2 separate regions of the Homo sapiens genome follow, and region 1 is linked to region 2. Evidence: read pairs that join two places in POLR2A ChIA-PET (ENCODE). Cell type or tissue: MCF 10A. All regions are shown on one strand. Each heading gives the region's core, and the rest is flanking DNA. Links, peaks and the distances in the headings are about the cores only. Region 1 overlaps G3BP1 (G3BP stress granule assembly factor 1). Region 2 has its middle 22 kb from the start of FAT2.

The links. Peaks named below come from ENCODE experiments on the same cell type or tissue, not always from the same donor. Only the 100,000 strongest peaks of a DNase experiment are listed, where the experiment ranks them.
Region 1: POLR2A ChIA-PET joins it to region 2 with 5 read pairs; 2 of 35 experiments call an interaction of 5 or more read pairs at or near these places.

What each region holds. Positions count from the first base shown.
Region 1 is chr5:151,804,431-151,808,824 of GRCh38, forward strand. It overlaps G3BP1 (G3BP stress granule assembly factor 1), which reads left to right. Exons shown (of 12, transcript NM_005754.3): 12 at 1-4,394. Among named protein-coding and RNA genes, the nearest start is that of G3BP1, 35 kb to the left of the region's middle. In MCF 10A, for the core only: no CTCF peak of the experiment used is centred there; no DNase peak of the experiment used is centred there.
Region 2 is chr5:151,611,289-151,615,682 of GRCh38, forward strand. No RefSeq gene overlaps it. Among named protein-coding and RNA genes, the nearest start is that of FAT2, 22 kb to the left of the region's middle. In MCF 10A, for the core only: no CTCF peak of the experiment used is centred there; DNase peaks (open chromatin) are centred at 2,013 and 3,533.

The DNA of each region.
Region 1 (4,394 bases), core at 301-4,300, 190 kb after region 2:
ATATTACTGACATTTGGTATGTTTCATTCATTGGAATATTTCTTATTTTCTACGTGTTTGAAAAGCCTGTAAGAAATACAGGATTTGATAATATTTTGAAGGCAGGAAAAACCCAAATTGTTTCTTCTTTGAGAGTCATGACTACCTTCTGGTGTGGAGAAATTGCCATTGGAAAATTTGACAATTTTGATTCTCACTGGTATGTTTAAAAACTGAATAAAAGGAATAGAATTTTTTTTTGATAAAGGATCACAAAACAATTCTAAAACCTAACTGTTTTTACCATTGAAATTTAAATTGTGATAATAGGTTTTAAATGTCTAGAATGCAACTGATAGGCTTTTCTTGAACTGTTAGTTTTTTTGAAGTAGTTTTTTCATGTTTAATTTGTATTTGTAAAAAAACAAAAAGCAAAAAAATTCCCAAAACCCAGATAACAACCAGAGCAAAACTGTTGTGCCTTCTATTTATCTTTGATTTCAGTCTTGGCAATTGTTTAAAAAAAAAATCTAGATTTGTTTTATTAGGTTCAGAGTATGTGGGGAATTATAGAATCCCTCTTTCATCACTTTGTGTATGTCTTTTGTTAACATATTTGTTATGCCTTATTCTAAAATTGAGTCTCAAACTGGAATGCCTTTGAAGACAGATGCTTCTATAGAGGTTCTTTGACCTAAATAGTTCAGCATTTGTATTTTTATTCTGGTATCTAATCAGATTCCTAATCATAGCCCGTAAGAAGGAATGTTACTTTAATATTGGACTTTGCTCATGTGCTCGTGTCCGCATTTTTTTTTTTCTTAAAATCATAGCCATATGGTAAATTTTCTATTTTGTTATGGTTCTCTTTTATTGATGGGCATGCAGTGGGTGTTACTTGGAAATGGCCAATTTTTATTAAAATATTTCTGGAAGAAAATTTAATCTGGCAATATAGACTAATACTCGTTTCACATATGTGTTATTTGTTGAGTGCTGTGTGTGAGATGGGTGAAGGTTTTGTTTACACGTGTGAAACAAACTTTTGTGTGATTGTCATTACTAATTGAAGGGCAACCAGGTTGTAAAATTCAGCGTATTTATTTTCTTAACAGTATTCATCTTTAGGACTGTCGTTTGAGGATAGCATAGGAATATTTGGTTTGCATTACTGAGAAACTCTAGGTTTGCTGTGATGGTTAAGACCACAGTGAAGTTGGTATTACCAGTTTGGTTCCAGTTCCTCAAATATTTGAAAATTGGCAGCATCTCCTTTACATAAACTTAATGTAACTGAATCACATGGCTTTTTTGTAGGGTTAAAGTAACTTTGGTAACCACTTTTGGCCCAGATCACTGATAATAGGAAGAAATACAACTTATACTTTTGTAGCTTATATTAAGCATGTGGTGGGTGGAAAGAAAAGTTTAGTCTGAGTCACTTTGGAAAAAAAAATTACTTTGTGGTAACTTCAAGGTCATAAATTATGGATAGCCTAGAAATTATCCTTCATGAGTGAATACTAAATTATACATTTCAAAACAGAAGTTCTTCCTACTTGGAGACTTAAGGGCATTAACTAGATGCAGCAATCCTCAGCTTGGTGTTATCACATACTAGAGGACATTTGGAAATGTGTGAAATTTGGAAGGGTTGTTGGAGAGACATGCATCTGGCATTTATTGGGTGGGGTCTAAGGATACCAAATGTTGTGTAAAAATGAAGCAACCCCATTGAGAACACTGATAGTCCCTATTCCTGTGGGTGGGTGGAGCTGTGGGATTAGGAAAACTGGAATGAAGACTCATTCTTTTGAAACTCAGCCTCAGATAAATAACAAACTAGGAAATGGAAATCTGTTTCAAGAATTGCAGTAACATCTACTCTAAGGAATTAGTAATTTCACTTTTTATTATTTGTACCAAATGTATGTGTGTGTTGTGTATGTTGGTGTAAATGTGGAGAGGTGGTAGCAATACATACTGATGCTGCTTGTAATTTGTTGCAGGGAATTACTGCACAATCTCAGAAAATAGAAAGCTTCCCCAGTGCTTTCTGTCATCAGAGTTGGGATGATTGTGAGGTTTTGAATGATAGTATTGGACCTAAGAAATAGGATTAGCATCATGATCAGAACTGTTGAGAATCCTTGTACAATTATGTACATTATTGCATGTAGAGTAAACCTGAGAGCTTAGAGATGTATACGTTTCCACTGCTGGAAAATCATTATAAGTTAGGGCAACATTTTCTATAGGTGGCAGCAGTAGGAGCTCATCACATTGAACATTTTCAGATTTTAAAATGAAAATTTTCATCCGTAGGAATGGCCCAATGTATAGTTATTAGCTACTGAGCTTAGAACTCTTGACCCATGAGATTTTTTTTTTAAATTTTTATTTTTATAGAGGCAAGGTCTTGCTATGTTGTCAGGCTGGTCTCAAGCTCCTGGCCTCATCAGTTCTCCTGCCTTCCAAGTAGCCGGAACTACAGGTGTGCACCATTGCACCTGGCCTCATGAGTATTTTAGTTAGATAAGATTTGTTTGGTTCAGTGGGTCTTAGTTTTTTAAGACCTGTTAATTTGTAATTAGACATCTTGGGCCTTAAACTGTATTTTTGTTTTAGTGGTGAGGTTGGGTTTTACTTTGTGTATTCCAGCGTTCTCAACTTTGTCAGATATTGCTAGGGACCAGTGAGATAGATAATCCAAAAATAATAATTTGACTTTGGTTGAGTATGTCATTACCACAGTGTTAGTTGAATTGCACTTTAGGTTAGAAAAGTTAATTTTCACATCTGTGCTGCGGGTTAGGTGATATTGTCCTCAGCACAATAGATGAGGAAGAAACTGAATCAGAACAGTTAAATGACAGGCTTCCAAGTCATCCATGTAGCAAGGAGCACATTTGCCTCCCAAACTGATGCTTTTTCTCTAGAACCATAATGCCCCCCTAATTACATTTCAGTAGCATAGACCGCAATGAACTTCCTACTGTAGGGAGACTTGAGTCTGGAATACATTCAGAACAAGGTTAACATTACAGTTCTTAATTTCCTTTAGGGCAAACAAGATAATTAAACTTGGGTTTTGTGAGTCTTTTTTTGATTTGCAGATTATATATGGTAACACAATAATGGTGGTTTGTTTTTAAGTTTTTTCTCATCAGGTTTGATAATTTAATGCAAACTTCAAATCTGGATGTGAATAATAATATTTTTATTATAGTATAATCCAGGTGAGTTTATAGAATTTGTGTTTTGTGCTTATAAACTGTCACCTTCTGATACTTTTCTTCATCCCTCTATTTGAAAAACCCTTGTAGAATTTAACGATTTAATGGAAAATGTTGCACTTTATAGAAGGCCATTTTAGAACTTACAGGTAACCTTTTTGAAGAGCTTAGATTTGTAGACCACTGTTTATGCTGAGTGACATTTCTTTTAAATGGTTGCATTTGTCAAATCTATAAAGATGTTTTTTATATTGCAGTTTTCTTTTTGTGCTACTTAAAGGAATCTTTGCAATGCTGCATATAGATAATTGTTGACCTTTTTAGTTCAGCAGTTTTTAAACTTGAAGTAACATCAGCATTTATTTGAATATCAGGTTTTAGCTAACTGCCTAATGTACCAAAAAAAAATTAGCAATGTCTTATGTGGGATGAGGGGTTAAGTTAAAGTTGCTGATCAAGTAATGGCCGTGTGGCACAAGATGATAACTAAGAATTTCTGGTTCTAAGGTAGTAATGCCTTTTGGGATTTATATTTGTTTAATGTTGAGATTCTGGGGACCATAGGTGGGCCTGTCAACTCTTAACAGACTATAGTAAAGGAGAGATGGTGGCACATGTGAGATAAAACTTGTTTATATTTACATTCTTATTAGTGGATAGATATCACCTCAGTACAACACTGAAATTAAACTGCCTTGTTCATGCTTTCATGTCTCAAATCAAGGCCTAAATGAGTAAAAAGATGATTACAGATTACCTAAAACCCTTAACCAGTTTTGGTTTTTGATTATGCATATGTGTTGGCTTGCAATTAGGTTTTTAGTTTCTGTTTATGTGACTTGTTTGAAAACATTGGATTCGTCTTCTCTCCACAGTTTCTACTTGAACCTAGTAGCTTATTTTAATTCCCTGTAAGAGGAAAATAATATAGGGAATCTGTTCAACTATTCCTTTAATAAATCATGTGACTTGGCCAATTACAGAAATTCCTAAGTGTAGTATTTTGAAATGTGGCCAGTGTCCCAGATTTGTAAGGTACAGTGTGCATACAGTGTGTCTTAGGATTTTTTTAAGTAAATTAAGGATGTTTACCAGAAATTATTGATTTACTGAACCAAGTATTTATTTTCAGAAGCCCACTTTTGGGGAAGGTTGCCTATATTTTTGATAGTAATTAGA
Region 2 (4,394 bases), core at 191-4,190:
GGAAGGCTGAAGCCGTGCCATTGAGCCAAGTGTCATCAGGGTGTCCACAGTGCCCTGCCAGGTCCCCACAGCCCCCTTCACTCACCTCCACACCTTGACCTGCTGTGACAGCTTCCCCCTGGCCAAGCTCCAGAGATGCTCCAGTAGCCCAGAAGATGAAAGGCTACTAGGAGCAGGTGACACCATAGACACGGTGACAGCCGGATGCACCAACCACATAAGCAAAGCCCTGGGCATGGGAAACCGGCACCGGCGGCACAGACAGAGCCCTCTTTTGTCTTGAAATCAGCAAGACTGACCTTATATCTGGTCACAAGTCCTGGGTCTGACCCAAAACTGGAGTGAGAAGCTAAGGGGAAAGTAGTTTTAGTCACGGGACTTCAGAGCTGGAAAGATTAGCGGGATTGCCTCATTCAGAACATTTATGTTGTAGATGAGGAGGTCCAGGAAAGGCAAGGTCCTGCATAAGGTCAACAGTGAGTTTCTTTAATAGGAAAGGCCACATCTCAGTTTTGTTATTGCTGATGATACCATGACTTCCGCTCTCTAAAATGAGGCCAGGTCAGGAATCCCTTCCAGTCCCCACCAATCCTTCTGCTACCTCCGTAACACTGGATCCCATAGTGTTCTTAGGGGAAGTAGCCACGGTGCTCAGAATTTCCACTGGTTACCCTTGGAGCTGTTGCCGACGATCCTGTCTGCCTGAAATGCCTTTCTTTCTTGGTTCTTTCTGTGCCACCCCTGCAGTCTCAGTCTGGCTAAATTGTAACCCAATTTACAAGGCCAAGCTCAAATGCCGCTGTCTCAGTGAAGCTTCCTCCTATCCTACTGAACCTCTGGCCCTTATTTCTTTATTCCAAGGGGTCTCCAGAGTGACTGTTGGACAATGGAGACAAAGGGGTGGCTTCAGGAATCCATGGGAGTTATGACATCCACGGTTGAGGGGAAGTTGTGGAAATTAAGTTTGGAAAGAAAGGTTGAGGCCAGATGGGAGAATGGGGCAGGTTGTAAAGAGCTGAAGAGTGAGGAAGCAGAGGCCCTACTCTACTGCCCGAGCGGAAGCCAGGAGATCTGCTCCTATAACAGGGACATTTCTGTCCCAGGGCCTCACTTGACCCCATTTTTGCCAGGAGATGGAAAATAACATTGCTTAAGACATGAGCCCTGGCCTCCCAGAGCTTCACCTCTAATAAAGGAGAGTCACTTATTCACACATTCATTTCACAATGCTAATTGAGAATTTTACCTCTTGCCAGACATCATTCTAGGCACTGAGGACAAAAACAGGTTTGTGAGAGTCTGTGTGTATGTGGTGTGTGTGTGTGTGTGTGTGTGTGTGTGTGTGTGTGGTGCATATGTGGTGTGTGTGTGGTGTGTGTCTGTGATGTGTGTGTAGTGTGTGTGTGGTGTGTGTGGTGTGTGTGTGTGGTGTGTGTGTGGTGTATGTGTGGTGTGTGTGGTGGTGTGTGTGTGGTGTGTGGTGTGTGTGGTGTGTGTGTGGTGTGTGTGGTGTGGTGGGTGTGTGTGGTGTGTTGTGTGATTGTGTGTGTGGTGTGTTGTGTGTGGTGTGTGTGTGCTGTGTGTGTGGTGTGTGTGGTGTGTGTGTGGTGTGTGTGGTGTGTGTGTGTGGTGGGGGGTGTGGTGTGGTGTATGTGTGTGTGTGGTGTGTGGGGGTGTGTGTGGTGTGGTGTATGTGTGTGTGTGGTGGGGGGGTGGTTTGTTTTCATAGCGGAAATGGTAGACGAGTAGTTAATAATTCTTTCAATCCTAGAGACAGAACTGTGGTTAAGGCAAGTAAGTTCCTGCCTTAGAAGTTTATTTTCCGGTGAGAGACCCGTACTGAGCACACCCTGACCCGGTTGACAGGTGCAGTGCACTTCATGACAGGCGAGTAGGGAGCACTCTGGGAACATGCAACGGAGGAAGCTATTTGATCTGGAGCCTCCAGGATGCGTGACATCTTGGCTGCTTTTGCTGATGATTCTTTGCCTGAGCTTTTGCTGATGATTCACTCTGCCTGAAATGCCTCTCCTGCCTTCACCTGCTCTTCTCTAATCCACCCACACAGTCTCAGCCTGGCTACATCACACCCAGACAGGCTTCAAGGCCAGGCTCAGATGCTACTGTGTCAAGGAAGCCTCCCTCCATTCCCCTGAACTTTCACATCTCCTCTTGCCCTTGCTCCATGAGGTTCTCCGCGGTGGCTGCTAGACAATGGAGAAAAAGGCGGTGGCTTCAGGAACCATGGGAGTTGGTTGAAGGTATCACTCTCATTGACACTGTCAGCTGTCAATTATTCCAGGGGCCCTTCTCTCTCTGCCTTCTTTACAACAGTGAATCTGTTAGGTAACTACATGTCTGCATCAGGTACAAAATGAATGTATCTGTAATCCCAGCTACTCGGGAGGCTGAGGCAGGCGAATCGCTTGAACCTGGGAGGCGGAGGTTTCAGCGAGCCGAGATCACACCACCGTACTGTGCTTAGGCATCAAGCAAGACTCCGTCTCCAGAAAAAAAAAAAAAAAAGGAATATATCATCTCCGGGCAACACATGCTCCTTATGAGTAAAATACATGGTAGAACCCATTGCAGCTACTCAGAAGCCTTTTTGTGTTCAGCATGTATTGGCTGTGTGACCCTGAGCGAAGTTGAGTTGGAGCTGACCAGAGTTTTAAAGCACGTGAAATGCACAGTGCAGGGTTTGTTGGGAACACCTCAGAAGGGCACTAAACCTGGATGGAGCTGAAAGAAAGACCTCTTGGAGGAGTGTCATCAAATGCTCCCCTACCTTGATGTGTGCTGTAGATGGGAATGGATACAGAGAAAAGGAACCTGTAACAGAAGCTCTGAGCTTTCCTGAGGAAGTGAGGTTTCAGATCTGAAACATAAGTGGCAGCTCACTGCTAAGAAGTGGGAGACAACGGGTGTTCCCCACAAAGGGACCAGCATGTGCAAAGACCCTGGAGCCTTATAACCCCCAGGCATTATTACAGTACTCTGAGAACTGTTTTCCTCTCCAAACCCTTTGATGAGGATTTCCAGGTCCAGACTATCTGCAAAGCCAGAGTCCCGATGCTGGGAGAATGCTCAGCTCGTCTGCTGTGCTCTGCCCAGGGGGCTTTCTGGGCACCATGATGCTTCTCCTTCAGACCTAATCCCAGACGGAGAGTGTCTGAAGAAATGTTAAAAACCACTGAATTTAGTGTATCATCCCCTCCTTTTCTAAAGGGGGCTTGAGACTCAGAGACAGCAGTTGGTGTCACATAGAATCACTCTAATTAAGCACTTACTAGGTACCAACCACTGTACTAAGCATTTTTCCATCCAACATGAGGGAGAGACAATTATTGATCTCATGTGTCACATGAAAAAAGTGAGGCTCACCGAGGTGATCGTGTCTGAGGTCACATAGCTAGAACGTCCCAGAGCTTTGAAACCCGGGTAGTTGACCCCAAAGCCTACGTTCCTATCCAGTGGGACTGTTTGTCAGAACTTGGCCAGAATCCAGTTTCTCTTGCATGCAGTCTCATGCATTCATCATTGCAATAAAAATTCAGCTTGGCAAACAAACACCTTTCGGGAGGCCTCCACATCTCTGCACTTGGACTGACTGACTTCAGGCAGGTCTATCCCTTATACTACAGGGCACGAAGCAAGAGTTCAAATGAAGGGCCCTGTGGCTCCAGCCCACCTGCCTTCTCTTGACTCCTCTTCCTACAAGGAAAATGGTTATAGGCAGGTGCTTAGACATCTCACCCCATGTGACCACGCTCCATCCTCACCACCCTAATGCCTTCCCAGCAAACAACAACTTGGCCATCCCTCAGGCTACCCTTAGAGGTGTACAGCCTGCCCTTGGAGGAAAGACCCCTGGCAGAGGCCTAGAAAGTAAGCTGGGGGCTATTGAGCTGGAAACCGACAGCTTGGGTGCTGAAAATGTGATCTGGAAGTGGTGAGGGGGTGGGTCACAGGCTTAGGGTAAGCCTTCCCCTTGGCTCCACAGACTCCTCACCCCACAGCGACAATGGAACTGCAGGAAGAGCAGGGCAGGACCTAGTAGCTCCAATGTGAGGGAGTTCTAAATGCAGACAGTGCCAGGGTTCCAGCTGGGTCCCCTCTCTGCCTCATGAGCCGGCTTCCCAGCAGGGCTGACTAGTACACATTTCTTGTGCCCCTGCACAGCCACACAGCCACACAGCCACACCCTGACCTTCTCCAGAGCCCTTGCCTGATTACCTGATAGTGACCTCCCCCCTCCCACCAGCAACATCACCCCATCCCCACCTTGGGTCGTGCCCTGACTTGTGCAAACCACAGGTCTAAGTGCTGTGCTGAAGCAGAATGAGTCAGGGGCAGAACTCAAGGTGTTGAGCCTGGGAGGCTGCTCTAAGCAG